Regions from separate parts of the Homo sapiens genome. Here all the other regions are linked to region 1. A link is a loop called in an ENCODE intact Hi-C map of the cell type or tissue named here. Cell type or tissue: mammary epithelial cell. All regions are shown on one strand. Each heading gives the region's core, and the rest is flanking DNA. Links, peaks and the distances in the headings are about the cores only.

Region 1 (7,666 bases), core at 977-5,976:
TGTTGGGAGAGGTTGTGTGGGAGGACCTGGGAACCAAAACAGGAGGAAAGGGGGAGAGAGAGGTTACGCTTCCTCACCTCTCCAGGCCTCACCCCGGAGGAGCTCCACCACCCCGCGATTCTGGATGGCGGGGGCAGGGGGCAGGACACAGCGACTCTGCACTGGTTCTGCACACCAACACGGTTGGAGGAAAATGAACATCTGGGAATCTGCGGCGTCCCTTACAGGCATGAGAGTCCTGAAGAAAGGAACTCTCTGGGAAAATGTACACCTATTGACTGAGAGAAAGTCAGTCCTTAAACAACAGATCCCAGGGGACCCATTTAAACTGACTCTTGTCCTGGGCTATACACCTGAATCAACCTATGTAGAACAGGGGTTGGGGGGCTAGGGAGAAAGTCAAATATGGATCAAAAAGTAGCAAATTAGACCTTTCCAGAAAGACGAAGGGACCGGACACTCTGTAGCTGGGCCAGAGATCCCTAAATGAACACCTGATTTCGGGTTGGTGACAAGCCCAGGCAGAAAAAGACAGCCACATGTTCTTTGTTGCTGTGCAGCCCAGGATGAGAGACCCAGGTGTAAGCCAGGCGGTGAGGAGTTTAGCCTAGTCCTACAGAGAGAACCTAACATTTAGAAATGTTGCATGCAGCAATACGTGCTAGAAAACGGTGGCTTCTCCTTGTCAGGAGGCACTGAACACTCACTGGGTGAGGAAGGACAGTTTCATAACAGCCTCTTGGAGCCAATGTTTTTTTAAAAGTTTATCACCGGTCAGGCTCGGTGGTTCACGCCTGTAATCCCAATACTTTGGGATGCCAAGGCAGGTGGATCACTTGAGGTCAGAAGTTTGAGACCAGCCTGGCCAACAGGTGAAACCCCATCTCTATTAAAATATAAAAATTAGCCAGGCGTCGTGGTGCATGCCTGTAATCCCAGCTACTTGGGAGGCTGAGGCAGGAGAATTGTTTGCACCTGGGAGGCGGAAGTTGCGGTGAGCCAAGATTGCTTCTCTGTACTCCAGCATGGGCAACAGAAGGAGACTGTTTCAGGGGGAAAAAAAAAAGTGTATCACCTTTCAATATTCCTTAACTGAGTGACTTGATAGGTTGCATAGCTTGACCCATACACATGACCCCCACAGATGAGGGTGGCCAGCCTGTGACAGAAGGTGCCTCGTGCCCAGGACAAGTCAAAGACACAGTCGTGGGACAGAGCCACCACCCTCCCCATGCTCAAAATGTAGTGGCCCCATTGGGCACCCATCATAAAGCCGGGTGTTGTGCATCCGCCGTGTAGCCTTGGAGCTTTACCCATGACAGAGACCAAGCCCGGCACCTGGGGTGTGAACTAGGATGGGCAGAGAGGCCTTTTGGGGCCTCTGTCCACCTCAGCATCAAAGTTCCACGGAGAAGAACTTGGTGTCATTCATTCATTCAGCCAATGTTTACAGACAATCATCCTTCCTTAGTACCTAGCACAAGGTCCAAGGAATAGAGACGTGAACAAGGCTTGCCCTGGAGGGCCTCCCAGCCCAGGAGCGGGACCAATAGACGTGAACAAGGCTTGCCCTGGAGGGCCTCCCAGCCCAGGAGCGGGACCAATCCCCCTAGGTGGGAGAGAGAATGCGTGGAGGTAGAGTGAGAAAAGGTGGAGGAGGCAAGGGCGAGGAAGTGAGGCACAGAGGAGGTGAGATGGGGAGCAGGTGGCCACCTAGGAGCCTGAGATGTTTCTCAGAAGTGTCAGCGTGGGCCAGGGACGTTAGAAAGCTGCAGGTTGACCTGGTCTGGCCCACATGCCCGTGAACTCACAAGGCCACGTGGCAGACACCTGCCTTGGCCTGCCTCATAGAAAGAAGTGGCTTCTGGAGGGCAGAAGGTAGATTTGCGAGAGGCTTAGCTGTAAAACTGGCTGTCGTGGCTTCTCTGGGAGGTGTTTTGAGATTGGTTAATTAATGTTTACAAGATACACAGGGATCTGAGGATAAAGGGCTTTGAGGGAGGGCAGGCAATTATGGTCCTAACATTACTGGTAACAGTCCAGGCTCAGGAAGGCAGGAGCCCACAGACCCCCGTGCCAGGCTGCTGCTTAGCACTACCGTCAGCAGGGGCCTCCATGGGGCCTGGCTAATAAAAAAGAGATTAGAAAGCAGCCATGGAAATATTCCTTCTCATCCCAGTTCTTGAATCGCAATAGGGAAAGTGTTGGCACCGCTCACGTTATTTAATCGACTACTCACAGTGTGACAAATGGCTCCATGCTCTCCGCTGAGCATTTGTTTATGGAAAATGGGCCCAGGCTAGGATAGGAGCTAGAGCCTGCAGAGGGAAGGCGCCCGAGCTGGGAGCCCCAAGGAGAGGGTGGTGCCAGCAGGGGCTGTGCCTGGGAGCGGGACGGCTGCAGGGAGCACAGCCACAGGGCAGACCCCTGAGAGCAGGACCTGAGCAGTCATATAGCCACGGGGCTGGCACTGTGACATCGGGGAGCTGAAAGACATAATGGAACATCACTGGGAGCTGAAGGACTTCAAACAGAGCTACTGTGAATGATTTGTCCCTTGCACTGTGTGTGCAGCCCCAGCGTAAAGGCTTGCACTTCCAAGGGTGTCTTCTGTCAAGTGCTTTCTGAGAAGGAGGCACTTACAACCTGGTTGTGTTGCCAGCTATCATGAGGGCCACCTGCATTGACCTCTCTGGACAGCACAACCGTCTGTCTCCTGCAGCTGCACTCTGGTGGCATTCAGCAGCAGTAAAGATGGCTTGGGAGTTCCAAGGGTCCCAGAGGCACACTGATGCCTATAATCCCACTAGGCTGCAGGCTCTGGGGAGGGTGCTCACAGAGGGCATGTTCCTCCTCCAGGAAGGTCTGGCCTTGGTTGGTGTGACCCCTGGGGGGCTAAGCAGGCCCTACATGTGGGGGCACAGGGATATTTCTGGTGGATGATGTGATGGCACACACACTAAACACAGCCACCAGAGAGAGGAACCAGAAAGGGGCTGAGATCAAAAGAAAGGCCCACGTTGGCAGCTCAATATTGTTAAAAGAATGCTCCATTTCAAGACAGGCTGAAACCCCAAGGAAACTGAGTGGACAGAGCAGGTGACTGAGTGGGCGTGGCCTCATGCCCGACTTGATTGTGGGCCTGCAGACTGGCCACCGTGCTCTCTGCACCAGTCCCTGCCTGTGTGCTGTCCAGCTCACCTGTCTCTGTTTTGTCTTGTCTCTCCCCCGTAGCTACTACATGCTGGAGAACAGACCGAGGAACATCTATGGCATGGTCTGCTACTCCTGCCTCCTGGCACCCCCCAACACCAAGGAATGTGAGTGTCTTTGTCCTTCCACCAGCACGGTATTTGTTCAGCACGGATCCCTTTCACTACAGAGGGTGTAGGAAAGAGCCGGTCCTGGCACCTGGACAAGGTGAATCACAGTAACAGCACTAGTGAAAGTGCTCCTGTGGCCTGTCCAGGCAGGTCTATGAAGGGAGGGATGTTTGCCACATCTGAGCCTTGAGTCAGAGGCTGAGGTTCTAGTGCAGGTTGGCCACCAGCTACCTGACAAGTCACTTAACCTCCATGAGCCTCGGTTTTCTCATCGGTAATATGGGGGTACTAACATCTGACCTTCCCATCTCTCACGGTCATTGTGAAAACAAAGGAGATCACAGAGGCAAAGTACTACTATTTTGCAAAGTACTACAAAGTGCTAGGTGACAGTGAGGCCAAGGAAAATATAAATGTGATCACAATTAATGAAACAGATTCCACAAAGCACATGTAAACAGTCTCAGGAGTTTATAATCCTGCCTTGGGGTGTTTCTTTCCTGTTATCCTTTCTGGCTTTCATGGGCATCTGTTTATGACGAAGGGCCAGGTACCTCTGCCTCAGAGGAATGTGCTGTGTAGACTCTTAGATGTGTGGTCTGGGGAGAGACGGAGGCAGGTAGGACAAGCAGCTGGGAGGAAGCTGGGTGTCTGGTGCCGGGCTGCAGGAGCACTTGCCACCCTCTGGCTCCTTCAAGGGTGGAGGAGGAGCTGACCCTGGGACCCTGCCTCTCTTTGCTCTCCATAAGGCGCCACTACCCCCATGTCTCATAATAATGTTGTCCAGGAGAAGAAGGAGAGCCTGCGTCTTATCACGCTGGAAAGAAGGGGAGGAGCAGGAATGGGGCGCAGCATCTCCTCTCTCCTTTTGGTCAAGCCAGGAGGAGGGTTCTGTGCTGTGGGCTGTGCTGCAGGAGGAGCAATGCATGAGCCCTGCACCAATGTGTTTGCTCGTCTTCAAAGCCATTTTCCTGGCCAGCCATATGCTAATTAATTCACAAATTAGAGGAGGCCGCAGCTCGGCTGCCAGCCTGACTCATGGTGAAGCCAGCTGCCATGGCCCGCATGTCCTCTGTGGGGATCTAGGCTGATTCAAGGCCAGATCATTCTGGGTTGAAGAACCAGTCTGGAAAGATGTCAGACACTCCCCACCTATTCACAAAAGCATCTTTGCCTGTGGAACCTGGGAGAGGAGCAGTCCTCCTCAGGGGCTTTTCTGTTCAAGAGTTCTCACATGGCACAGCCTTCAATGTTCAATGTCTGGCAGCCAGAGCAGACTTGAGTCACGGCAGGGGCGCCTCTCTAAGTCCAGCAATGAGGTCTATCACATGTGGAAAGCAAGCAAAGTCCCCTGAGTCCTCAAGATTTTAAAGATGAGCGCACCCCACTCCCACCCCCAGCCCTTGCCTGCTTTACTGAAAGCCGGCTCCGAGGAAAGCCTCGGGGTAGGGCCTTAGAATCCGGCCCTGAAGGAGGTCAGCAGAGAAATAGACAGTCCTGCTGTGTTCCCATTAGAGGCCCCTTGGGCAAGGCCCCAGACCTCGGCTTGCCCATCTGGGAAATGGGGAGATGCGGCCAGATAGGCCTTGGGGTGGATGGAGCCCTCTGGGTTAGGGCCTCGGTGTGAATGCCAAACAGAGTGATGCCCTCCACCCCTGGGCCTGCCCTGGTCTCAATCCAGAGATCTCTTTACTCAGAGCACCTGCCCAGCAGTCAGCAAAAACGTCGGAGCTAGAAAGCCCCATGGAGTCACTAAGACCCACACACACAGGACTGCCATCAGCAGCCCCACTCTGGGCAGCAAACATTTCATCAGGAGCCCGAAGTTGCCAACTGGCTGCCCAGGTCCAGCAGGCCCTGTCTTTGTCAAACCCACAGTTGTGGTCAAGAGCACCTCTTCCTCCCCTCTGTTTTCTTGATTTACCTGGGCCCTCGCCAAACAAAGTGCACATCCTTGGTACTCTGCAGCAACAAATGGTGGATTACGCAAACCACCGTCAGACTTGCCAAGGGCCCCTGGCTGAGGATGACACCCACCTAGGAGAGCTACAGCAGACAATGGGTCGCAGCTGCAGGGGAGACACCAGCCAGGAGTGAGCCCAGGTCAGTGTCAGGGTCTCCCCAGCCTAGGAGTGCCCACAGCTCTGCCCCACACCTCCCAGGCTCTAACCCTATGCCTAGGCACCTGTGCAATGCAATTACCTCCTATCCTTAAAGAGACGGCAGCTTCTCTGCACCTCTGTGAAGCAGAGGGTTTCAGGGGGGTGATTCGCAGGGGAGCACCCTGGGGGTTTCTTATGACTCGAATTGCTTGGCCCACCCCCGATTCATCAGGTCTGGGTGAGCCAGAGAATGTACATTTTTAACAAGTTTGGGAACCACTACGGTAGGTTATGAGCCTGCTCTGGAACTTCACTGCCTGAGTTAGACGAGTTATCTCACCTCCCAGAGCCTCATGTCCTCTCCTGCCCCGGGCAGCTCCCAGTGGTGCCCACTGCCCAGGCTCCTGTGTGGCTCAGGCGCAATTTTGCCCACCAAATCCTCCCAGAAGCACATCATGAGTGCCCCAGGGCGTTAATTAATGTGGTGCAGCCCCTCAAATAACCCTGAGGAGAAATGAAAAAGCAACATATATTTTCCTTTAAAATGGAATAAAATCATTCCAGTTTCTGGGGTTGCCAAGTAATGAGAGGGAAACCAAAGAGGACAGGCGTCAGATTGCAGATCAGTCCTGGCTGTGGGTTGGTTGTCACCTTGGATTGGAACATACTCGCCCCCAGCTCTGAGCCTGTACTCAGTGACTGCAATACTGTGGAGCCCTGTAGCCCGGTGAAAAGAGATGAAAAGGCCTTCGGTTATTTTTCAGTTAACTTAAAGAGCAAGATGTACTTGGGGTGACCAGAGCTTTCTGGTTTTCTGTTTTCCCTGCACCATCCTGCATAAAGGGATCTGTGATTTAATGACAGTGGGGGCAGGGAGGTCAACCCGTTGCCCTGCCGTAACAGAGAGGAAGATAGGGTCCAGCATCAGGCTTGGATTTCATTACAAGTTATCACCCCTGGGAAAGTGTCCTCATCTGCAAAATGGGGACATGATTGTTGGGAGGAAAGATGTGATGACGTGGGCGATGCATGTGGAGTGCTTACTCCAGTGCCAGGCGCCAGGCACTGACCAGAGATGAAGCATCCCAGCCCAGCAGGCGGCATGGCTCCACGGCACGTGAGCTGGCCTGCACTTCCCTCACTGACTGGCGGTGTGGACAGCACACAGAAGGGGAAAGAGATTCAGATGAGGACTCAGGTGTCTCTGTGACTGGCCATGTGGACATGGTGCCACTTGCTCAGCTGCAGAAGGCAGAGGCAAGAGGGTGCTTGGTGGGGAGGTAGAGGGAGGATGAAGGCTGTGTGTGTGGAATTTGAGGGGACTGTGGGACATCCAGACCAAGATAGCTAACCCAGAGATGGCCTGAAGCTCCAGGCGGAGAGATCCAGGGCTGGGAAGTCAGCTACGCACTCAGGGTGCCGGGAGCCACTGGGCAGAAGGGCTCCCCATGAGGCAGCTTCGTAGTGCGGGGAGAGGGCAGGTGCCCCACGGAGCCTCGCTGACCTACACTGCCGGCTCTGGCCCGGCTACAGTTCAAACCCGAGAAGGCACCCCAGAGCCTGGGACACTGGGCAGCAGAAATCCTTCCCTAGAAAAGCAGTCAGGGCCAGGCGCAGTGGCTCACACCTGAAATCTCAGCACTCTGGGAGGCCTAAGCAGGCAGATCATCTAAGGTTGGGAGTTCAAGATCAGCCTGGCCAACATGGAGAAAACCCGTCTCTACTAAAAATACAAAATTAGCTGGGCGTGGTGGTGCCTGCCTGTAATCCCAGCTACTCGGGAGGCTGAGGCAGGAGAATCACTGGAACCTGGGAGATGGAGGTTGCGGTGAACTGAGATTGCGCCATTGCACTCCAGCCTGGGCAACAAGAGCGAAACTCCGCCTCTAAATAAATAAATAAATAAAAAGCGGTCAGAGGGTTAATGAAAGAACGCAATAGCCTGGCAGCTGTTTTCTTATCATCAGTGACGAAGTCCCCTCAGGCAAATCCAGAGCAGGCTGGCCTTTTGGAGAAATCTCTGCTACTCTGCGTACTCCCGTGGTTTCCGTCTCTTGTGCCCGGATGCTCTTCCGTGACACTAAACAGCAAGCACTGCCCCTCAGGTGTGAAGCGGGCCTCCCAGCCTCCCAGACACCGGCGCTCAGTTGCTCCTGGCTCAGAGCCTCTCAGACCTGACTGCACACACATCTCCAGGGACCCGCTGAGCAATGGATTCTGACACAGCGGGTCCCAGTGGGC
Region 2 (7,666 bases), core at 1,809-6,808, 280 kb before region 1:
GGGAAGTGAGGAGTCAAGAAGAGGAGGAAGAAAATCCCAGATCAGACACCAGTGGCTGGTACCCTGACAAGTCATCCAGAAGCCAAACAAAACCACAGCCACCCAGAGGCTCGATTCGGACCATTGCCCGGCAAGCCGCACCAACCACCCATTCACCAGCTTACATTCCAAGTTTCGCTATCTCCCTGGAATTCCGCAAAGCCCACCAGTTACACCAATGCAGGTGCTCAATCAGTCATTTATTGAATTCAGTGGCATTCACATTCAGGTTTCTAGAAAGAGGTAACAGAAATGTGGGAAGGGGCTGGGTGCGGTGTCTCACACCTGTAATCCCAGCACTTTGGGAGGCCGAGGAGGGCGGATCACCTGTGGTCCAGAGTTTGAAACCAGCCTGGCCAACATGGGGAAACCCTGTCTCTCCTAAAAATACAAAAAATAGCTGGGCATGGTGAATGCCTGTAATCCCAGCTACTCAGGGAGGCTGAGGCAGGAGAACTGCTTAAACCCAGCAGGCGGAGGTTGAAGTGAGCCAAGATTGCACCATTGCACTCCACCCTGGGTGACAGAGCGAGACTCCATCTCAAAAAAAAAAAAAAGAAAGAAATGCAGGAAGGGCCGAAGGGCTCATGTGCATCTGTCTGTCTAATGCTCCCCACTGCTGTGCTCTCCAGCACGTAGCTGCCTGCTCTGTGACAGCCCCGGAGCTTGCTGATCCGCTCCTACTGGATACCTGGAAGACTGGGCTCCCCCTCCACCGCAGTTGCGCCCATCTGCATTCTTCTCAGACACGGCCCCTACTCCTTCCGCTCCATGCTTCTTACCTCGCCAGGGCTTCCCTGCTGTTTATAACACCTCCTGATTTAGCATCTTCTGTGAATTTCATTAAATTGCTGTTTACTGTTGCCTCCAGCATTATTAATAAAGATGTTAAACAAAATCCAGGCTTGTAACCAATGCCTTGCTGCAAATGGCAGGACATCCCCTCACCACCTAGCCAGCTGCCATTTATCAGGGTTGCCTCCTTGCCTTTTATCCCAGCCAAGGAGCAGCCCCCACCTGCTTTCAGGTCAGCAGGGCTCACTTCTCCTTTAATTGTGCTTAATTCTGCAAGTAACGTTTTCTCCAGAGGCCCCATAGACACACATAAATGGGCATATTAACCAAAAAGGTGTGCTCCCTACCAGACAGAGCAGAACAGACTCAACTGAAGAGCTGTCATCAACCCGTGTGCCAGGAGGAAGAAGGAACTGAGCAGAGCGGGTGTGCACCCCATCCATCCCCAAACCCAGCCCACTGGGAGGCTCTGACAGGAAAGGACAGCAGCAATTCCACCACGTGTCAAGTGGGGTTGTGTTTTCCTTCACAATTAAAATAAAGATTTCTCACCTAGGTTGTAAATAGATTTTTAAATTTAAAAAGCTACATTTTGTAGTGACTCATGCTTTAGAAATAGGTCGTGCTTGCCAGAGAAGCAGTCGACTAATTCACAGCATTTCTCCCTTTCCTCCCTGCCTACACCCAGAGAGAACCCCGGGAGGAAAACCCAACCTCCTTCCTGGGCCTCCCACCTGGAGTAAGCTCATCAGACCCCACCTCTCCCCTTACTCCAGGCCCCACCAGGCCCAGGCACTTCCCTGAGCTGGACACAATCCACACCTGCAGAGCCACCTGCTTAGGCCATTTGCCCTGAGCTCTTGAAAGCCCCAGATGTCCCATCTCATTGTCTGGTTGGTGTTACTCCAGCCACTGTCTCCCTGGGATGCAGCTCCAGCAGTCTCCAGGCTGCTGGGCAACTCTGAAAACAACATGTAGCCTCACTGTGCTCAATGCCTACAGACAAAACGAGGGAGCACGGAAAAGACCAGGCTTTCCCGCTTTGGACTTCACAGATCAGTGACATTAAAAATCTTGAAATATCATTTTTAGGTCTATACTCAAAAAAACTCAAAGCAAGGACTCAAACAGATGTTTGTACACCTACACGCATAGTGACATTATTCCCAACAGCCAAAAGGCAGAAACACCCAAATGTCTGTGAACAGATGAATGAATACACAAAATGTGGTCTAGCCATACAATGGAATATTATTCAGCATGAAGGAGGAAGGAGATTGTGACGCATGCGGCTATGTCGATGAATCCTGAGGACCCTGTGCTAAATGAAATAAGCCAGACACAAAAGGACAAATACTGTTTGACTCTGCGGTCCCTAGAATAGTCATTCACAGAGACAGAAAGTATAACAGAGGTTACTGGGGGGGCTGAGCGTGGAGGAGTTCGTGTTTAATGGGGACACAGTTTGGAAAGGTGTTGCTCAGAAATAGTGGCAGTGGTTACAAAACAGGGGGGACGTACTTAATGCCACTGAACTGTAGACTTAAAAATGGTAAAATTTATGTAATATATGTTTTGTCACAATAATAAATCTTGGAATACTGGAGTGTCCAATTTGTCATTCTACCAAGTAAGCACAGGAGGTGAACAAACCATTTACTCTCACCTAGGGTTTGTAAATAGATTTTTCCATCTAAAAAGCTACATTTTGTAGTGACTCATGCTTTAGAAATGGGTCCTGCTTGCCAGAGGAGCAGTCGACTGATTCACAGCGTTTCTCCCTTTCCTCCCCACCTACACAGCAGGGAGTGGATAGGAAACTCAAAAGGAAGGAAAATCTTCCCCATGAGAGCTAGGAACTTTCCTCAGATAACACACTGCACAGTTCTCGCCTCCCTTGCTGTACCCAGGCCTGCTCTCCCAGCTCAGGAGTGTTTGCAGCTCTCCCAACCCATGGCATCACATAAGCAGCTTGGAATCGGCCAGGTGGGAGTGTTTACACCCTGGAAATGGACAAACACTATCACTCAGGGCATCTTCCTAGGAAGCCAACTGTTAAACGTTTGCCAGCACACCACTGGAGCCAAGAAAACTCAGTCATGGTCACCAAAATCACCCGCGCAGGACCTGGCACAAGGGAATCTCTGAATGTGATGACCTCTCAGTTTTCCTACAGCCCATAAACAGGTGTTGATGCCACGGCATATGAGACCACCAGCCTCAGGTACACAACTATGATGCCCAGGCAGACCACAGCACAGAGGGTTTGGACCCACTTCCCAGTGGCAACAGTAGAAAAAGTTGGGCAACATTTGTGGGTTTTGTTTAAGGTACTGGCTGCCACGGAAAGTTGGTGTGGGTCTACAGGTGCTGGGGCCAGCACTGCCACTCTGGGTCCATATGTCCGTGTTGATGTCGGGCCTCTGTGAACATGAACCCCACCTGCCCATGGCCAAAGACACCTCTGTCTGATGGCCTGGATCCTACAGTCCTTCTCCAGATGCCCACACTGGCCCTCTTTAAGGATCTTCTCTAGCAGGCCAGTAAGAGAGAATGAACCTGAATTTGCCTTTTCCTGGAGATGCTTAAGTATCTCATGCTTGAGACATCTGCTCAACACATGTATTTCTAGGGCAAGATTCCCTTGACCTCACTTCCTCTGACAAGGAAATTAGACACTGGCATATTCCCACAGCAACAGTACAGGATTACAGAAAAAACAGTATTCTGGTTATCTATTGTTACATAACAAACTTGCTCCAAACTTAGTGTATTAAAACAGTAAAGTCAAATGACTGCTTACAAATATGCAACTTGAACAGAGCTTGGTGGGAACAGCTCTGCTGCAGGTGGGTCGGTTGGTGCTGGTGGCTCCACTTCCAAGAAAGCTCAATCACATGGAGCTTAGCTGTAACTGTTACTGGGAGCCTTTGCCCTTCTCCACAGGGCTTCTTGGGCTTCCTCACATGATGGCTGGGCTCCTAGACAGCAAGTGTTCCAAGATACAGGAAGCATAAGCTGCCCATCCCTGAAGACCGAGCATGGGAAACTTCTGCTGTATTTGATTGGTCAAAGCAGCCATGGAGCCCAGGTTTAAGGGAAGGGATATGCCCCACCTGCAGGTGGCAGGAGTGTCTGTGGATCTGCAATTCTGCAACCATATCGAATCCATCACATGAAGATGTGAACTAAAACCTCAGCTTTGCTCTGCCAGCAGAGCCAGGTAGGTGCCACAGGGCAGTTGCATGCTGTCTCAGCAGAGCTTAAGCTCAGACTCTGAGCCCATGGGGGCAGCAGCATGTGTGTCTGAGGGCCCAGCACTGTGCCCAGCACAGGCATTCCGTAAATATTTGCAGAATTGTTGAATTTAACAAATCGCATGCTAAAGTTTCTTCTTCTTTTAAATCTCACCAGAATTTAAAAATGGGGGAGGGGGAATGCTCAACTGTGTAAGAGTAAAAGAAGGAATTCCAGATTAGAGCAAAACTAAGCCAAGATCCCTGGGAAAATGATGATACAGGGAAACTGCCATAGGCCAATTTGTTAAATTGGTCCCCAAACAATATGAGGTATAGTTTAATTTTTTTTAAAAAAGAAAATTGTGCCATTTAAACTGATCAAAATCAGTTATAAACCTGAATACAGTTGATTTTAGCAATTTACAACATAAAATAATTCAGTCTCAGGTAAGTCTTCCTATACAAATGTTTTGTTTCCATGTGAAAATAGCTTTCCAAATTCTATAGGTGGCACCTTACATCATACAGCAACTGCACCCCTGGAAACAATCTTAGGGCTCCATTGCATCTTTATTTTCCACAATTTCAATATCTTAATAGCACACAAATAACATTTTGTTCCTAAGAGAAACACTGTTTTACCATGAAATTCCATGACATGCATCTCTCCAAAGGCAGATGGTTCTGCTGCATAACATTATTACATATATAATTACCTACATCACAAATATTTTCAAAATCGAAACTGCCAAGCCTTCTTGCCTGTCACTTTTTCTTATGTTGTCTCCATAGCAACCTGCTTCCCTCCCCCAGAGACAAAGAGAACACAGAAGACATCTTTAAATTGGCATAAATTAGAGACAAATTCTTTAATCAGACACACAGCTTACTCTAATGATTACCATACACCAAAATTATCCAGAAATAATAATTGTAACTCATAAAAATGAACTGCTGTAAACAGACCTGTTTGCACAAGATGAGAGCATAGTTCTAAAATGTGGCACTGTGTCGTCATTGCACCCTCACCCCCAGTTTATCATCCTCTACAGCACACACAGCCCTATCTGCCTTCTTCTTGAGCGCACTAAGCTCCCCAGGCCCTCTCCTCCAAATGAGCATGGTCAGGTTCTGCCTCAGGCCCTGAGTGGTTCTCACCTCCTGCAAATGCAGCGCTCAGCCAAACAGAGGTGTGTTGAAGTTCATTCCAGGCAACCATAACAAGCCACACATGACACAGAGACATGCTATCCCAAACACAAGCTTATGGCCCATGACTGGGCAGAAGGGGCACTGAGAATGCTCAGTCAACTTTGACAATTAGTGCAGAAATAGCAAATGCCAGAGTTAAGTAACTAATAGTGTCTCTCTCTTGTCACCCAGGCTGGAGTGCAGTGGCACAATCATAGCTCACTGTAACCTTGAACTCCTGGGCTTAAGCAATTCTTTGACCTCAGTCTCCTGAGTAGCTGGAATTATAAGCATACACTAATATGCCCAGCTAATTTAAAAAAAATTTTTTTTTTGTAGAGACAGGGTCTTACTTATGTTTCCCAGGCTGGTCTTGAACTCCAGCCTCAAGCTATCCTCCCTCCTTGACCTCCCAAACTGCTGGGATTATAGGTGTGAGCCACCACACTCAGCCTCCTCTAATTCTTTTTTTTTTTTTTTTTTTTTTTTTGAGACGGAGTCTCACTCTGTCGCCCAGGCTGGAGTGCGGTGGCACGATGTTGGTTAACTGCATGCTCTGCCTCCCAGGTTCACGCCACTCTCCTGCCTCAGCCTCCTGAGTAGCTGGGACTACAGGTGCCCTCCACCAAGCCCGGCAAATTTTTGGTATTTTTTAGTAGAGACAGGGTTTCACCATGTTAGCCAGGATGGTCTCAATCTCCTGACCTCATGATCTGCCCACTTCAGCCTCCCAAAGTGCTGGGATTACAGGCGTGAGCCACCGTGCCCGGCCCAGCCTCCTCTAATCTCGACCATAGTTAAAAATATAGTGCTGTGTCCCCAGAATAACATTCTACACCAAGCAAAACCTCCAGGGAGAGAGGGGTGGCTTGGGTCACCCATCCATTCACGTGCAGGTCATACAATGCCCACCGCGGAGGCTGGAAAGGCATCTCAGGGTACAAGTGACAGTTCACCAGGTTAGTCTCCAACTACTACTTGGCCTTGAAACACTTTTGGAGTAAACATGGTAAATCTCAATGTTACAAAGAGCTCAGAAAAACACACATCTACTTTTTTAAGTCAACAAATAATTCATAACCCTTCAGTTGGTTTCTATGAAAAAACAGGAAGCGGAAAGGAGAAAACTCCAACTTTAGGCTCAAGAGTATTTTACACACACAGTGTGCTTCCCTGTCTCTGATCCCCCCGCTGCTTCAGGGAGGCTGCTGGGGAAGGCTGCACAGAGCGGGGCTGCCTTCCTGCCAGTGAGCAAAGTGCACTGCCCCGAAACAACACCTCTGCCCAGAGATCTAGGGCAGATACGGTGCAGACCCTGACACCAACAGACTGAGCCATGTGATTCTCACCGTGGCCTTCTCCCATCTGATGAATATACCCTCTGCACCCCTAGAATGTAGTTTCTGTGTGAGCATAAAGAGTCACATAAGTTGGGCGGGGCACAGTGGTTCACCTGTAATCCCAGCACTTTGGGAGGTGGATGCAGGTGGATCACTTGAGGTCAGGAGTTCAAGACCAGCCTGGCCAACATGGTGAAACCCTGTCTCTACTAAAAATACAAAAAACAAAAACAAAAAATTATCTAGGCATGGTGATGCATGCCTGTAGTCCCAGCTACTCAGAAGGCTGCGGCAGGAGAATCTCTTGAGCTGAGATTGAGCCACTGCACTCCAGCCTGGACGACATGGCAAGACTCAGTTTAAAAAAAAAAAAAAAAAAGTCACATAAGTTGCTCTAATTTTTTTTATCTTATTTTATTATTTATTTATTTTTAGAGACGGAGTTTCACTCTGCTGCCCAGGCTGGAGTGCAGCGGCATAAACATGGCTCATTGTAGCCTCAATCTCTTGTATTCAAGGCATCCTCCTACCTCGGCCTCCCAAGTAGCTGAGACTACAGGCATGTACTTCTATGCCCAGTTAATATTTTTAGTTTTGTAGAGACAGGGTATCACTATGTTGACCAGGCCGGTCTCAACCTCCTGGCTTCAAGTGATCCTCCTGCCTCAGCCTCCTGGAGCACAAGGATTACAGGCATGAGCCACCATGCCCACCCAGTTGCTCTACTTTAAAAGGCAGACTTCTAAAATTATTTCCCTGGAACACAAAAAAGCCTTTAGTTTAGCCCCCACTTCCACGCTACAGAAAATACAGGGAATCAAGAAACAAGTTCAATGGCACCATCAAGAAATGACCCAATAAATCTAGAATGCAGGACATTTGACAAAATAATTGGCTTGGTCTCTTCAAAGGGTCAATACCTTCAAAAGCAAAGTAAGAGACTGCTAGAACAGTTCTCCAATGGGGCATCCTGCCTGCCAGCAGGTCCCTGGCAATGTGTGGGTTGTCACACCTGGTGGTGGAGTAGGTGGCGCTGCCGGCACCTGGAGGATGGAGGCCAGG
Region 3 (7,666 bases), core at 1,535-6,534, 140 kb before region 1:
TGCGTCCTCACTGTGCGTCCTTCGCTGAACAAGCCGACCCAGGCTGGCCTCACCCTCGACTTTTGTGTTCTTTCTTTGCAACATCAGGTTGTTTTTTTTTTTCTTTCTTTCTGTATTCCTTTTTATTTTGCCTCTCTGCTATATGTTGTGTTCTGCCGAGAAATTCCAAGCCTATGCCCTGGGATAAAACATTAGGTTTTCTGTCTGCGTCTTGTGCGCTTTACAAAAAATGGAGTATCAACGTGTTGAAAGGAAATAATATTGTTGTCAGAGCACCCTGGACATCTCTCAGCCTCAGAGAAGTCTTATTCCTGGGGGGTTCTTGGAACCTTTGGGGCTGCTCTTCTCCCTTTGTCCCTGGGGCCCCTCCTTCCTTTACCGCTCGGCTCTGTCATAATCTCCTCCTGTAACTCAGGCAGTCCTGGGCACAGCCTCCCATCGCCCCTGCCCCGCCATCCCCCAGTGAAGCCATCTGCTACATGCAACATGATTACTTCCCCAGGGGACTGAGTGACAATGCAGGAGGGGACAGACACAAGGGCCCTGGGTCTAGAAAGGCAGCTGGGGCCAGTTGCAAATGGAATCGGAATTGACCTGTGGGCAGCGGACACCAACTGCGTTTCTTTCAGTAGGAGGGAGCCTCACTCCTACTTGAGTTTAGAGGGCACCCCCCACAACACTGCTGAGTGTGGTGAGGGACAAGTTGGTGGGGGAACAGTTAGCGCTGTTTGCGTGGCGAGGTGTGGATGGAGAGGGCATGCCTTTATAAAAAAAGAATCCACGGCCAGCACGGTGGCTCACGCCTATAATCCCAGCACTTTGGGAGGCCGAGGTGGGCAGATCACGAGGTCAGGAGTTCAAGACCAGCCTGGCCAACATGGTGAAACCCCGTATCTACTAAAAATACAAAAATTAGCCAGGTGTGGTGGCAAACACCTGTAATTCTAGCTACTCAGTAGGCTGAGGCAGGAGAATCGCTTGAACCCAGGAGACGGAGGTTGCAGTGAGCTAAGATTTCGCCACTGCACTCCAGCCTGGGGGACAGAGCGATACTATGTCTCAGAAAAAAAAAAAAATACAGAATTAGCCGGGCATGGTGGCGCATGCCTGTAATCCCAGCTACTCGGGAGGCCGAGGCAGGAGAATTGCTTGAATCCGGGAGGCAGAGGTTACGGTGAGCCAAGATCATGCCATTGCACTCCAGCCTGGGCAACAAGAGTGAAACTCTGTCAAAAAAAATCCACAAGAGCTGGCAACAGAAGCTGAAGACTAGAGTGGAAAAAAATGATAGTATCTTAGGATGGAAAGGGCCTACATCACCTCACTTTGTTGCCTCTGCCTGCAGGAATTGCTGGGCAGCATTTGAGGCAGATGACAGGAAGCTCAAGCAGCTCGTAAGACGCGGAGGCCAGCACTCCACTGATAGGCTCTTCCCTCTTTGCACAAGGTTTCCTAACATTGAGTCCAAATTTGAATCTCTGAGACTTCCTACATGCATCCTTAACTTTTCTCTCTGGAGCTCTCAGGTGTCAGAGCATCACGATCTTTAAACAGCCACTACATCTCTCCACTGGACCGCCTCCTTTCCAGGCTGAGTGCCACCAGTGTTTGACCCTTTGCCAGCTTGCTCTCCTCCAGTTAGTCCCTGACACTTGGGGCTGCGCATGATCCAGCAGAAATGTCCTGGCTGGGCTGAACGAGGGCTGATTCCTCCATTCTACACAGGATGCTGCGGGGTTGGGAGTGACGCCCAGCAAGAACTGCAGAGTCGGCAGCCCCAAGGACCTGTCCTCCACAGAAACACGCACACAAAGATAAGCAAAAGCCGTCAGAATCAACTTTGTGGAACTCTGGGAAATAATCAAAGATTTACAGCAAGCAAGCAAAAAAAAGTGCACTAATGACTTAAATACAGCATTTGTGGAAATCTCAGTCAAACCTCTAGCTGACCATGAGCTACAGGACCAGGGACTTCAGAGAACACACATTGATGAAGAATATAGTCTTCAACTAGAGTGCCTCCTAATGTTGGCTTTGTTGGAAGCTGGGCCAACAGTATTTGCTAGTTTGCTTTGTGGTCAGCTATGCCTTTTCATTGGCTTAATGAGAAGCCAGGACTCCTGAACCTAAGTCTCAAGTTCATTTTTCAAGTCTAAGTGTTAGACATTAAATGAATCCCTATGATATTCCATTTTATTTATTTAAACCCCAAGGCTCCTGCCTGCCAAAATCTCGTGAAATTTTTATTTCATTATCCAGCTCATGCGCTATCCCTCCCAGATTTGTGCTTTCCATAATTTCTAAAGCATCTTGTCTATGTCTTTCTTAAAATTATTGATTAAAAAGTGTCAAACAGGACTGGATCAATACAGAGCCCCAGGCACATCAACAGAGGCCCCCATTTCAATAACCTTAGTTCTGTGGGTGCATTTATCCATCAAATACAACCCACAGGGATGTCTAACACACCAGAAGGTTTTACTCAGAAAAGAATATTAGTTTCATTTGGCTCCATGTATCTGTTTAAAAATCCACTTTTTAAACAGAAGAAATCTTTCACTTTTTAACGAATTTCCGTAGCACTTTCTCTGCATTTCCATTACAGCACATTTAACACCCTACTGTGTGAAGGTTCAGGTCACATCTAAAGGTAAAGACTTTGCACTGAGAGAACTGGGTGCAAATCAAAGCTCTGCCATTTACCAGTTTGTTTTTGTTTTTTTTTTTTTTTTGAGACAGAGTCTTGCTCTGTCACCCAGGCTGGAGTGGAGTGGCGTGATCTCAGCTCACTGCAAACTCCGCCTCCCGGGTTCATACCATTCTTCTGCCTCAGCCTCCCGAGTAGCTGGGACTACAGGCACCCGACACCATGCCCGGCTAATTTTTGTATTTTTAGTAGAGACGGGGTTTCACCGTGGTCTTGATCTCCTGACCTTGTGATCCGCCCACCTCGGCATCCCAAAGTGCTGGGATTACAGGCGTGAGCCACCCCGCCCGGCCTGCCATTTACCAGTTCTAAGACTCAGTCTCTTCATGTCTAAAATGGGAATAACATTAGTACATACCTTACAGAGTTATCACAGGATTAAAAAAGATACAGACAATAAACACAGTGCTTGGCACTTTAGAACTCATAGTATCTCTTCTCGTGTAAGCTCAGTGCAGCACGCCTAGAATCCAACCCACTCACATGAAACGGACATGATGGCTGGACCTGTGGCAGCCATTTTATAGCCATGAAGCAACAATCATGAGAATAAGCCCAAAAGAATTACACCTACCAATTATTGCCGAATCCCTAAACCAAAGCCACAATTTAGTATTATGGGAAGGGGAAAAAAATCTCTTTGCAGAAGACACTACGTTGTTTTTTTGTTTTTTTTTTTTCTATTACTTGCAGTTACCCCTTTTGGCCAGGCTGCCCTAACTCAAGCCACTAACTAGATAACGATTTGTCAGAAATTACATCTCCATTTAAGGAAGAAAATCAGTTGGGAATTTGTAGTGCACATGCATGGGTATCTGTATCTCTTGTATGTGCCTGTGTGTGTGTACCCAGGTGCCTGCAGGGAAGTTCGAGCTGTTTGTTCCAATGCCAGTTCTACAGCCATTGAGCAAGAAACCCCGGGACGGTTCCCTGTCGCGCCTGTGGAGCAGCAGACAGCAGGTGTTTCTGGCCGACTTGCAGCCACGCGGGGGCCTCTGCTGCATTCATCCTCCATGCGCTCGTTTCTGAAGCTGCATGCCTGCTGAAGGAAAGGCCACAGCAAAGCCAGGCGCTGCTGATGTGGACCCTACTGTGTCGAGATCTCCCAGGGCTCCTGAAGGAGAGAAAAGAAAACCCAGGCACAGGGCATTTTGTGAGGGAGGGAACAGGAAATGCTCAAAGGTTCCACCGTAATTTGAAGCAAGATCAAAAGCCCCAGGAGTGGGTGGCTCTCCAGCATCTTCCCAGCCCCCGGGGATATACAAGCATAGTTGGAAGACCTCCAGGTCTCACTCAGAGCCCAGGGACCCAACAGGCACAAGCCAGAGGGGGAGGATGTGTCTGCACAACCCTAGGGGAATGGCATGGGAGGGTCTCAGGTTGGCATGGTGGTGGGGGGCACACACTCCAGCAGGTGGACAAGGCGAGGAAGGCGCTGCCAAGAAAGGAGAAAGGGGACATCAAGGAGGTGGCTCCTGTCCTGAGGCCGTAGGCCCTGGCTCTTCTGGCACAGGGTCAGCGTGGGTGGGTGGGCTGCCTGCAGTTGGCACCAGCTCTGTCTGCACAGGTGGTCGCCCTGAGGCAGGCAGAGGCAACAGCCTGCCAGCCCCCTTCACCTCCACCCGCTCCCAGGGCCCCCAACACATCCCTCCACCCCCTCACCATCCCAGCACCCCCACCCCATCCTAGCATCCCTGGGATCAAAAGCAAATGGATTTTTCTTCCCCAGGACTCCAGAGCAGTCTTGCACTGTGCTCTGTCTCACGAGAGAGGGCACTGTCCATGAGGATTCGCTGTTCGGAAGGAGGTGTAAGGCCTGCTGTCCTGCCTTCTCCAAGCTTTGGGCCCCTCATCTGTAAATGGGAAAAATGCATCCACCTGAATAGGGGCTTTGGGGACAGGAGGGGGCATCAGGGGACTTTCCTGGGTGTGGAAATCTGTCTTGATCTGAGTGGTGATGACTCAGGTGCATGCACATGGAAAAATCCACCCGGCTATACACACAAGATCATGCACTTTACCAGGAGTGCAAGCCAGGGACTGGCTTAGAAACTAGTGGAAGAGGCCCCTCCAATGCGGTCTGGTTGAAGGGGCCCAGGGTGTGTCTCTTCCTCAGACACATCCATTCCAGCCTTACTCCCTCTGTCGCTGATGCAGGAAATTCAACTATTACAAATGACTGCCCTTGGCTTAAAGCTGTGTCTCCAACTGGTAGGAAGAGTAACATGTTTCCTTATCTCACCTGCACTTTAGACTCTCAGAGGAGGGAAGTCAGGGGTGGAGAACAAGATCTGAAAATATATTTTCCTTGCCTGATAACTTTTATCCAAAGTGAAAGGCTTTGCTTGTCCCTCTGGGAGAGGGAGAGAAACAGATTGAGAAGGGACAAGCCTGCCTGCCTGGCCCTGCCCAGCCATTCTGCCTCCCTCCCCTGCAAGCCAGGAAACCAGACTTTCGGGGCTGGAGGGTCTGTGAGGATGACAGGAGGGCTGGACATTTGGGACCCTAATGAGGGAGGGGTAGGCTCAGGGACAAGACATCCACTCTGACAGCCACACGGTCAGCTGACCCCCACTGCTGGGAATGCATGCATGGCTCCAGTCGCATCCCACACTGGATGGGCATCACCTCTGCTTGAATCAACCAAAGGGAAACAAGTCCACGGGCCCACCAGACCTTAAATGCAAGGCTTGAAAATGAGGTCAGTGCCCCACATTCTGATAATATGGATTGACTACTTTTTAATGTCCAAAATTGTACACTCTCCCATAATCTTTTGTAGAAAATTCACAACATCCAAGGCTACTATGAACTGAGGAATATTTTTCTATTATTGCACTTATTATTGCATTTATTAGCCATGACAATATCAACTAGTGTTTGAAATATAGTGAGTGTGCATGATGAATGGTTTCATTGGGTAGGCTAGTAGGAAACCTCAGTGTCTCCCTGTTCTTTCCCTGAAGTCTTCCAAGTCCAGGGGCCCTGAGGGCTTGCCATGCACACAGGCTGCTTGCAAACCCACCAAGCAAGCACACACAGACCCAAAGAGATGAGCAAGATGACTCCAAAGGAAGGAAAATCAGCAATGACAAATGATGTCAAGGAAACCATCCCTGTGCTGAATGAGCCTCTTGGCTTTTCCTTAACATATATTTTTACACTTACCTAAAATTTCCCAGAAATGTTGCTTCAAGAGGGCATTCAGCCTAAGCTTGGGAATCTGTGTGCATAGGTGTTTGTGTGCATAAGTACACACACTCTCACCAAGAATCAACTTACATTGCACAGCTCCCAGGGTTTTCCTTGGACAACAGCAAGTGACTGAGAAGGACAGCCTTCTCTGACCTACAAACTTTACATCCTATAGACCTTCTATTAACAGAGGACACTATGAAACCACTATTATTCAAGCAGAGGACAAATAGGTTTCTTCATATCTAGTTCTTCATAGAAATGGAGCAAGTTTGAAGCGCTTACTAGAAGGATGTCCTGTAACCTAAAAATATTAATACCTGCTTCCTTAGGGTGCTGGACTATGAGTAATCTCCTAATTTTTCTTTTGACTTTTTCTAAATTTTCTATAATAAGCATGTAAATTAACTATGAAGACATATATGTTATATATATGACACATATAACATTTATAAAGAAATTATAATCTCAGAGAAAATCACAAAATGTGAGAAGGTAGTTAAAGACCCAACAGGAAAACCATAATCTACAGACACATGGGAAACTGAGGCCCAGGGTGGCAAATGGATCATCCTGGAGCTGGTGTCCGGCCCTTGGCCTCTGCACACCTACTCAGTGAAGCTGCCTCGGGAGAGCCATCTTGACTCAAGAGAAGAGTTTAACTGCAGTGGTTTTCAGCACCAAAGCTAACTTTACTAGATCTTCATAATTTAGAAAATTGAGTATTATCTATTCACAAGGTTCTTAAAACGCTATAGAGAGACAAAAGCAAGGGTGGGAAGTGGAGAGAAAAGGCAAGTATGATGGTCCTGATTCTCTCCCCTCCCCAGTTTAGTAAAATGGGGGGACCTGGGTGTGGCCATGGAAGTTCTATCAACATTCAGCTCTGTTTTTTGCTTGTTCCAAAGGCACATTCATGCAACATGTAACCAGCCCAACCTGGAGCAGACAAAGGACTCCAGGAGATCGAGTCCAGGAGACACCTGTATTCGGTTACCAACAGCTCATTTCCTTATGTTGCTGCACTTTCAGTTTCTAAGTATGTGTATTATTAAATTCTCCATATTCTTTCTTTTTCTTTTTTGAGATAGAGTCTTGCTCTGTCGCCCAGGCTGGAGTGCAGTGGCGCGATCTTGGCTCACTGCAAAATTCTCCATTTTCAATCAGCTGTAACTGCAAAGTATCCTAAGTATTTACTCCACATGCCTCAAAAAGACACATTGTCAAAATGTCTAAGTCCAGGTTGGAAGTCAGGTTCTTGTGAGCTGAGGGTACTCTAGAAGTCAAGGAGCAGGTCTGGGAAGGAGAATCTGGGAGCTCAAGGGGCCCTGGCCAGTCCTAACAGCCAGGGTTAGGATACGACAACCACACTCAGGCCTGTGAGGCAGCAGAATGCTACCCACCCCATTATCCTCCTGGGCACAGTGGCTCTTGTCTGCCACATCCCCCCCACCCACCAAAACCCCTTCCCTACACTGCAGGGCATGGGGCCTGACTGCATCCCAGGATCTGCTGTGTTTAGTGCTCTAAGTGCAGCTCAGGTCAGCCTACATTCTGCAGGAGTGGTGGCTCTGTGGGCAGAGGCCCCTGTCCCGGGGCTGGCACAGTGCCACAGTGCCAGAGGAGAGGCAGTGGTGGCTGGAGTTGGCAGGAGTGCAGTTGCTCCCTGCCCTGGACAACGGCCATGTTGTGTGACCTTTTTTTTTTTTTGAGACGGAGCCTTGCTCTGTTGCCCAGGCTGGAGTGCAGTGGTGTGATCTCAGC
Region 4 (7,666 bases), core at 839-5,838, 68 kb after region 1:
TCTGGCACCCAGGCTGGAGTACAGTGGCACAATCTTGGCTCACTGCAACCTCCACCTCCTGGGTTCAAGTGATTCTCCTGCCTCAGCGTCCTGAGTAGCTGGCATTACAGGCGCACACCACCATGCCCGGCTAATTTTTATATTTTTAGTACAGACGGGGTTTCACCGTGTTGGCCAGGCTGGCCTTGAACTCCTGATCTCCAGTGATCTGCCCGCCTCGGCCTCCCAAAGTGCTGGGATTACAGGCATGAGCCACTGCACCTGGCTGAATTTGAGAGTAACCTGGACAATGGTAAACAAATGTGACTGACTGTTGACTATCTCCTCTAATAGACTTTATTCAAATTTGCATTTGCAGTACCACAATTTATTTCACCCAAGCAGGTCAACTATTTCATAAAATTATATTTTGTTTTCCTTTGACAACGAGAAAGATGCCATCTCTGTCATATTCAGAAAGATTTCTTTCTAATGAATACACATTTGCATCTGGTATGATTTTTGTTTTTCTCATTAAAAGAAAAATCCCTGTGAAACAAGTTGGGAATCTAGGCACTTAAGTAATACTGGATCCCTCAGTTCACTAACTTTTCACTTTTCATTCTACTCCTTACATTAGTAAACTGAAATACACAACTCCAAGATTACTAATCTAGGTAGCTAGTCATCAACTGTAAGTCCAATATTTTAACAGTTACAAATAGCTAAAAACGTTGATAAAATACATCAGACAATATAGGACATTTTGGGACAGGAGAAGAAAATAAACCTGGAAAACCTAGTTACAGTGCTTTGGTAGAACAAGCCTTAGGTCTAGAGTCAGAGATGTGGCTTTAAGTCTCAGTTCTACTTGTGTTTAGCTGGGGAATCCCTGGAGAAGTTACCTAATTTTTTAGTGATGTTATTAATGACTCAATTAAATAGCATCAAAAATATTTTTAAGCATTTAAAAATGCAATAGTCCGGGCGCAGTGGCTCACGCCTGTAATCCCAGTGCTTTGGGAGGCCGAGGCTGCCAGGTCAGGAGATACAGACCATCCTGGCCAACATGGTGAAACCCCGTCTCTACCAAAAATATAAAAATTAGCTGGGCGTGGTGGCGTGTGCCTGTAATCCCAGCTACTCGGGAGGCTGAGGCAGGAGAATTGCTTGAACCAGGGAGTCAGAGGTTGCAGTGAGCTGAGATCGTGCCACTGCACTCCAGCTTGACGACAAAGCGAGACTCCATCTCAAAAAAAAAAAAAAAAAAAAAAAAAAAAAAAGCAATAGTATCTGATATGTGGAGTTATACATGCAGACAAGATAAAGACAGAAAAATCATCCTGCTTTCTTTACACATATAGAACTTAAAAACTTACTAGATTCCACCGTCATCTGGAGCAAACTATCAATAACATTAGACAGGAGTCCTTTACTGGATATTCTTAGATGACTTAATATTACTGGAACAGCCTGATACTCCAAAAACAAGGTTTTTCCTTCTTCTGTCTTCAAGTCCAAACAAAGAGAATCAAATGCCTGAGCCAGGTAATCAGCTGGAAAATAGTTATGTACAATCAACTGCAGTTTTGCTAGTCTAGGTGTCAATCAGAAACAGAAGGTAAAAAAGCAATGTCGTTACTTTAACAAACTCAAAAGACAAACAAAAATTAAATAAGAGATCACAGTCTAAATTTAGATTCTAACTGATTTGTCAGAACTCAAATGGGTAAGGAGAGAGGAGACATTATGATGTGGTAAATTTCATTTAGAATTTTCATGTTTTAACACCAAAATAACAAGCCACATTTTTTAATACTAAGGAAGAAAAACAATGCCTATTAGTATCACGAATGTTTATTTTTCCATATTTGATAACTACTACATGCTTCCAAAAACTTAGTATTTCTATCTCTATAATAGCTTTCTAAGATTATGTTTTGTTGCTGCTTCCTAAATGTTTACCTACTTCAAAATGTAATTTATACAAACGTGCTAAATGGATTTTAAATAAGGATTTGTTTCCTAGTAAAGCTGAAACAAGATAATTTCAGAAGATTGAATATGCTCTGGTGTGTCAGTTTTCATGATACATCTGCCATTAAGAATGGCAGCAAGATTTTACCCAGGCCAGTGCTGTGACAACTCCTGAATCAGAAACCCTGAAACTTTCTTAAAGAAGTCCCACAGATGACTGAGAAACCTGCAAGGCCAGGATTGGGAAGCACTAATTTAAGCAGAATCATTGCAAATGAAGTAGTAAGATACTTGCATCATTACACTTCAGTACACTACACAACCCAAGTCCCTACTCTTACAGCAGTCTTACCTTGTGCTTTTAATGTACAATAATCAAGTTTTCTAAAACTCTCCTTTCAAAATGCTATTCAGAGGGAAAAAAAACCGTTCATGCTATCCAAGTAATAATTTTTATACTGAGATTTCTGTTTAAAGGAGAAGACTCAAGAGCACCATGAAATACTGAAAGTACAACAGAATCACCGTATTAAAATTTACTCTTTTGTAGCTTCATGTTGCATTTCTTCTTTGCTGTTTCAGCTTACATAATAAGTAATTTAAAACCCTGGTTATTAAGAATGAGAAGTTTAGAATAACTTGTGTGAAGTGAAAATACATATGAAACTATTTTGAGAAAGTAAGATCTGTGCCTCTGGATCAATTATAGTACACTCCATTTTTACCATTGGTAGAATTTAGTTCAAGGAACACCAACATTACTGTACTTAATTTTGTGGTTTAAAAAAACATTGTAAATAAATGTGTATTAAGTTAAACAAAGTTGCTAGATTCTGTGATTCTGTTCAGACTTGCCTTATTTAGAAACATCCTTTTTTTTTTTTTAGCAACACCACAGGTAGAAGAGTATACACAGATGAAGCCTGAACGCAACTCTTTATAGGAACAAAAGTTTTATCACAGTGCCACCTACTGTATTTGACACACATTATTCTTAGTATATAATTTGACAAGATTAAACAGGTTGAATACTATACAGTTTTTAAAAATAGGCTGACTACTATATGGTATTCTTTTAAGTTTGCAAACTTTAAAAAATTGTCCTTGAGGATTAGAAAAACTGTATTTGGTTTCTTTTTCACAAGTGACCTTATCTTTTAGGGATAAATCAAAATTATGTCCTCATTTTGTCTTCATTTTAATTTATTGAATATTTCAGATTTTCTAAATACAAGAGCAATTTAACTTCTAAAAGAGTATTTTTAAAATTTTAGTTATCAATTATATCAAAGTTGGTTTCTTTTTATAAATGCTATATTATTCAGTCTTTTAACAATGTCCTGGCAATCAAATGTAACCTTTTTATTCCCTAACAAAAGTCAAACTTCAAACTACTGATCTTAATCAGTATGAAATATGGTTTTCCATTATTTTGTTTATATGATAAATTTAAAAATGATTAGAAAGTCTTTTGCAGAAACTGCCATCAAAAGGTGAACTCTACTGCCCACCCTTTGAATCTGGGCTAAACTTGTAACTTAACCAATAAAATGTAGCAGAAATGATGCTGTGTGAATTAGAAGCCTGAGGCTCAGCTATATACTCTTCACCTATAAACAGGCCCCTGGAGAGAGGCCAAGAAAGAACAGCAGAACCAAGCCCAGCCGAGCCCAGCCAAATATCCAGATGAGCTGAGCCCAAATTACCAACCCAAAGAATTGTGAGCTGGTAAATAAAATGGTGGTTGAGCTAAGCCACTAAGTCTCTGGAAGTTTATTAAGCAGGAATAAACAACTAATGTAGTCTAACAGACCTCAATTCTGATCTCAGGTAAAACCAACTCTTAAAGTTTTATAATAAGTAATAATGTCTACTGATAACAATAGTAGCTAAAGACTTTATGCCAGACTTGCTAAAACTTTACATCAATTCTCTCATTAAAAAATAATTGTAGTGGAAATAGTAAAACAAACAAACAAAAAAGACCTTCCAAATACCACACAGCTAGTAGTGAAGCTAAGATTCAAACCTTAGTTGTCTGACTATAGAGTTGAAGTAACTACTACATTATACTGGCTTCCTACCAAATCAAACCTTCCTATTAACTGAGAACAGCAACAATTCCCTACATTTCTCTAGACCTAAAGTATAAGCTCACAATTTAAAAATACATAAATCTGCTTTGAGAGCCAAGTGCCAAGTAGGACAGGACAAATGTCCTAGTCCTAATGTACACATTTTCTACATATGTATATATTATATATATTTATTATATATATAATATAAATTTATTATATTATATATAAAATATATATAATATAAATTTATTATATATTATATATAATATAAATTTATTATATATTATATATAATATAAATTTATTATATATTATATATTATATATATTTTATTATATATATTTATTGTATATTATATATAAATTATATATAATATATATACTATATAATATATAATATATATACTATATAATATATTATATAGTATATATATTATATATATAGTATATATATATTGCATATAGAAGACAGTTGGCTGGGGATGGCTGGTGCCTGTAACTCCACTGCTTTGAGGGGCCAAGAGGGGAAGACAGCTTCAGCCCAGGAGTTTGAGACCAGCTTGGGCAACATGGCAAGAGCTCATCTCTACAAAAAATAAAAAATTAGATGGTCATCGTAGTGCATGCCTGTAGTCCCAGCTACTTGGAAGCCTGAGGCAAGAGGACTGCTTGAGCCCAGGAGTTCAAGGTTGTGGTAAGTTATGCTTGCACCACTGCATTCCAGCCTGAGTGATAGCGTGAGATCCCATCTCTCAAAAAAAAAAAAAAGAAAGCTATCAGTAAACCAAATAATTCTATCAGATAAAGTTCCTACAACTTCTTTTAACAATTTCTAGATTAAATTGGTACACATATATTGAAGGTTTTATTAATTAAAATACACATAGATTTCTGTATCTCCATACTTATTGTTAATGACATATAATATTGTACTATGCTCATGATATGGTTAAGGGCCCAATATTTCTAGAAAAATCTGGGTCAATTATATTAGACTGACCCTCAGTTTGCTCTTCTGTAAAAATGACACCATGACCTACCTCATAGTTATTGCAGGGAATAAATCTGAAACAATCAAGTACAATGACTAAAACAATGCCAGCAAAGTCCAAGAACTCGGTTGATGTTCATTTTCTTCACTATTCCGATTGTGGGTCTATCAGCTATTTATCTTTTCTCATTATTACAAACAGCATATTAACACCTTGGAACATTTTTACTTTTGCAATTATTTCTTAAGGTAGATCTCACGAAAGGTTATGATGTATTTTGGTGATGTTTGTGAGCAGAATGCATTTCAAAAATATTAACTTTGATACAAACAAAATTGTGCCTATATCCTCTCAGTGACACATTATATTTGCTCATTTTACTTCTGTAATGGTTGGGTTTTTTTATTTTATTTTAGTTCAGGGGTACCTGTGCAGGTTTGTTACACAGGTACACTTGTGTCATAGGAGTTTGTTGTACAGATTATTTCATCACCCAGGTATTAAGACTAGTACCCATTAGTTATTTTTCCTGATCCTGTCCCTCCTCCCACCCTCTGATAGGCCCCAGTGTGTGTTGTTCCCCTTATGTATCCATGTGTTCTCATCATTTAGCTCCCACTTATAAATGAGAACATGTGTTATTTGATTTTCTGTTCCTGCATTAGTCTGTTAAGGATAACGGCCTCCAAGTCCATCCATGTCCCTGCAAAGGACATAATCTCATTCTTTTTAATGGCTGCATAGTATTCCATAGTGTATATGTACCACATTTTCTTTATCCAGGTTATCTTCGATGGGCATTTGGGTTGATTCCGTGACTTTGCTATTGTGAACAGTGCTGCAATGAACACAACACATGCATGTGTCCTTATAATAGAACAATTTCTATTAGTTTGGGTATATACCCAGTAATGGGATTGTTGGGTTGAATGGCATTTGTCTTTAGGTCTTTGAGGAAATGCCACACTGTCTTCCACAATGGCTGAACTAATTTACACTCCCACAAACAGTGTACAAGTGTTCCTTTCTTTCCATAAAGAAGAGTTGTATCTTACAGTTAAATTTTATTTCAGAGATTGAGCATCACATACTGATTGTGTGCAGCTAAACTTTTTTATGCCTCAATTTCCTCATTTGTAAAATTACAATAATAATATTGACATCTCATGAACTGTTGTGAGGATTAAATGAGTTAATATATATAAAGTGCTCGGCCTATAACATAGTAAGTGCTATGTAGGTGTTTATTTCTTTGGTTATCTCAGGAAGTACATGCTCTTAGGTAGTCATAAAATAGGCTTAAGAAGGTAGGCTTCAGCAATTGATAGAGGCTAAATTAGGCTCTGTCAAATGCAGATTGTATCGTTTTGGCACAATTATCTACCTTTGTAAACCTCATCACTAATATGAGGATAATAGTATTCAGAGATAAGGTATAAAGAGCTTAGTATCTGTGGTGTTATGATATATATATATAGGTTTTCGTCTCATTAGTCTTTGTTATGATGTTGGGTGTGTTAGGCCTCAGGGGAAGGTCTCTGACCTTCTCCTGCCCTCCTTTCACTTGGCCCAAGCCAGGACTCTAATCTTTCCTGGACTTTCTGATTGTGGGTCTTAACATCCTCCCCAGAGAGAGTCCAGCCCTATATCCTGGTGGACAGAATTGTGATGTCAGGAAGCCTCCATAAAAACCCAAGAGAAAGGCCGGGCGCGGTGGCTCACGCCTGTAATATCAGCACTTTTGGGAGGCTGAGGTGGGCGGATCACCTGAATTCAGGAGTTCAACACCAGCCTGGCCAATGTGGTGAAACCCCATCTCTACTAAAAGTACAAAAATTAGCTGGGCATGGTGGCAGGCACCTGTAAGCCCAGCTACTCGGGAGGCTGAGGCAGGAGAATTGCTTGAACCTGGGAGGCAGAGGTTGCAGCAAGCCAAGATCACGCCATTGCACTCCAGCCTGGGCAACAAGAGCAAAACTCCATCTCAAAAACAAACAAACAAACAACAAAAAACAAAACACCCCAGAGAAATGGGTTCAGAGAGCTTCCAGACGGCTGGACATATGGAGATTTCTGGAGCGTGGTGCTCCAGGGAGGGGACAGAAGTTCCATGCCCCTTCCCCTATACCTTGCTCTGTCTCTCTCTTCATCTACATCATTTGCAATATCCTTTATAATAAACTGGTTAAGTGTTTCGCTGAGTTCTATGAGCTACTCCAGCAAATTAAACCCAAAGAGGGGGTTGTAGGAACCCCAATTTGAAGCCAGTTGGTCAGAAGTTCCAGAGGGCCGGACTTGCAACTGGTGTGGCACGAGGCAGCCTTGGAGACTTGAGTGCCCAACTTGTGGGATCTGACACTATCTCCAGGTGGATCGTGTCAGAAGTGAATTGGAGCAGCTTGTGTCTGCTGCTTGGTATGTGGGGAAAAACCTCCACACATTTTGTCACAGAAGTCTTCTTCTGTGTGGATGATTATTGTCATGTGGGAGTAGAGAAAAAACACAGTTAAAGAGTTTTCCCTAGACAGCACTGTGGTGTCAAAACTCACCAACTGGCCAGGCGCAGTGGCTCACGCCTGTAATCCCAGCACTTTGGGAGGTTGAGGCGGGCAGATCATGAGGTCAGGAGTTCGAGACCAGCC

The links. Hi-C counts contacts between places; a loop is a spot of excess contacts. Peaks named below come from ENCODE experiments on the same cell type or tissue, not always from the same donor. Only the 100,000 strongest peaks of a DNase experiment are listed, where the experiment ranks them.
Region 2: a loop joins it to region 1, with 4 times the contacts of the local background. A loop is called at or near these places in 3 of 110 quality-filtered maps.
Region 3: a loop joins it to region 1, with 5 times the contacts of the local background. A loop is called at or near these places in 3 of 110 quality-filtered maps.
Region 4: it touches region 1 in a loop (4-fold over the local background); 9 of 110 quality-filtered maps call a loop at or near these places.

The regions. Positions count from the first base shown.
Region 1 is chr2:108,919,022-108,926,687 of GRCh38, reverse strand. EDAR (ectodysplasin A receptor) reads left to right here. Exons shown (of 12, transcript NM_022336.4): 5 at 3,235-3,320. It also overlaps a transcript of RANBP2 not described here. Among named protein-coding and RNA genes, the nearest start is that of EDAR, 66 kb to the left of the region's middle. In mammary epithelial cell, for the core only: no CTCF peak of the experiment used is centred there; DNase peaks (open chromatin) are centred at 3,457 and 4,427; H3K27me3 peaks cover 233 bases.
Region 2 is chr2:109,204,579-109,212,244 of GRCh38, reverse strand. The region is part of intron 1 of SH3RF3 (SH3 domain containing ring finger 3); the gene reads right to left. It also overlaps a transcript of RANBP2 not described here. Among named protein-coding and RNA genes, the nearest start is that of MIR4265, 67 kb to the right of the region's middle. In mammary epithelial cell, for the core only: a CTCF peak has its summit at 3,948 (motif pointing right); a DNase peak (open chromatin) is centred at 2,594.
Region 3 is chr2:109,059,522-109,067,187 of GRCh38, reverse strand. It overlaps a transcript of RANBP2 not described here. Among named protein-coding and RNA genes, the nearest start is that of SH3RF3, 66 kb to the left of the region's middle. In mammary epithelial cell, for the core only: a CTCF peak has its summit at 4,466; no DNase peak of the experiment used is centred there; H3K27me3 peaks cover 301 bases.
Region 4 is chr2:108,850,663-108,858,328 of GRCh38, reverse strand. CCDC138 (coiled-coil domain containing 138) reads right to left here. Exons shown (of 15, transcript NM_144978.3): 13 at 1,359-1,535. It also overlaps a transcript of RANBP2 not described here. Among named protein-coding and RNA genes, the nearest start is that of CCDC138, 68 kb to the right of the region's middle. In mammary epithelial cell, for the core only: a CTCF peak has its summit at 2,897 (motif pointing left); no DNase peak of the experiment used is centred there.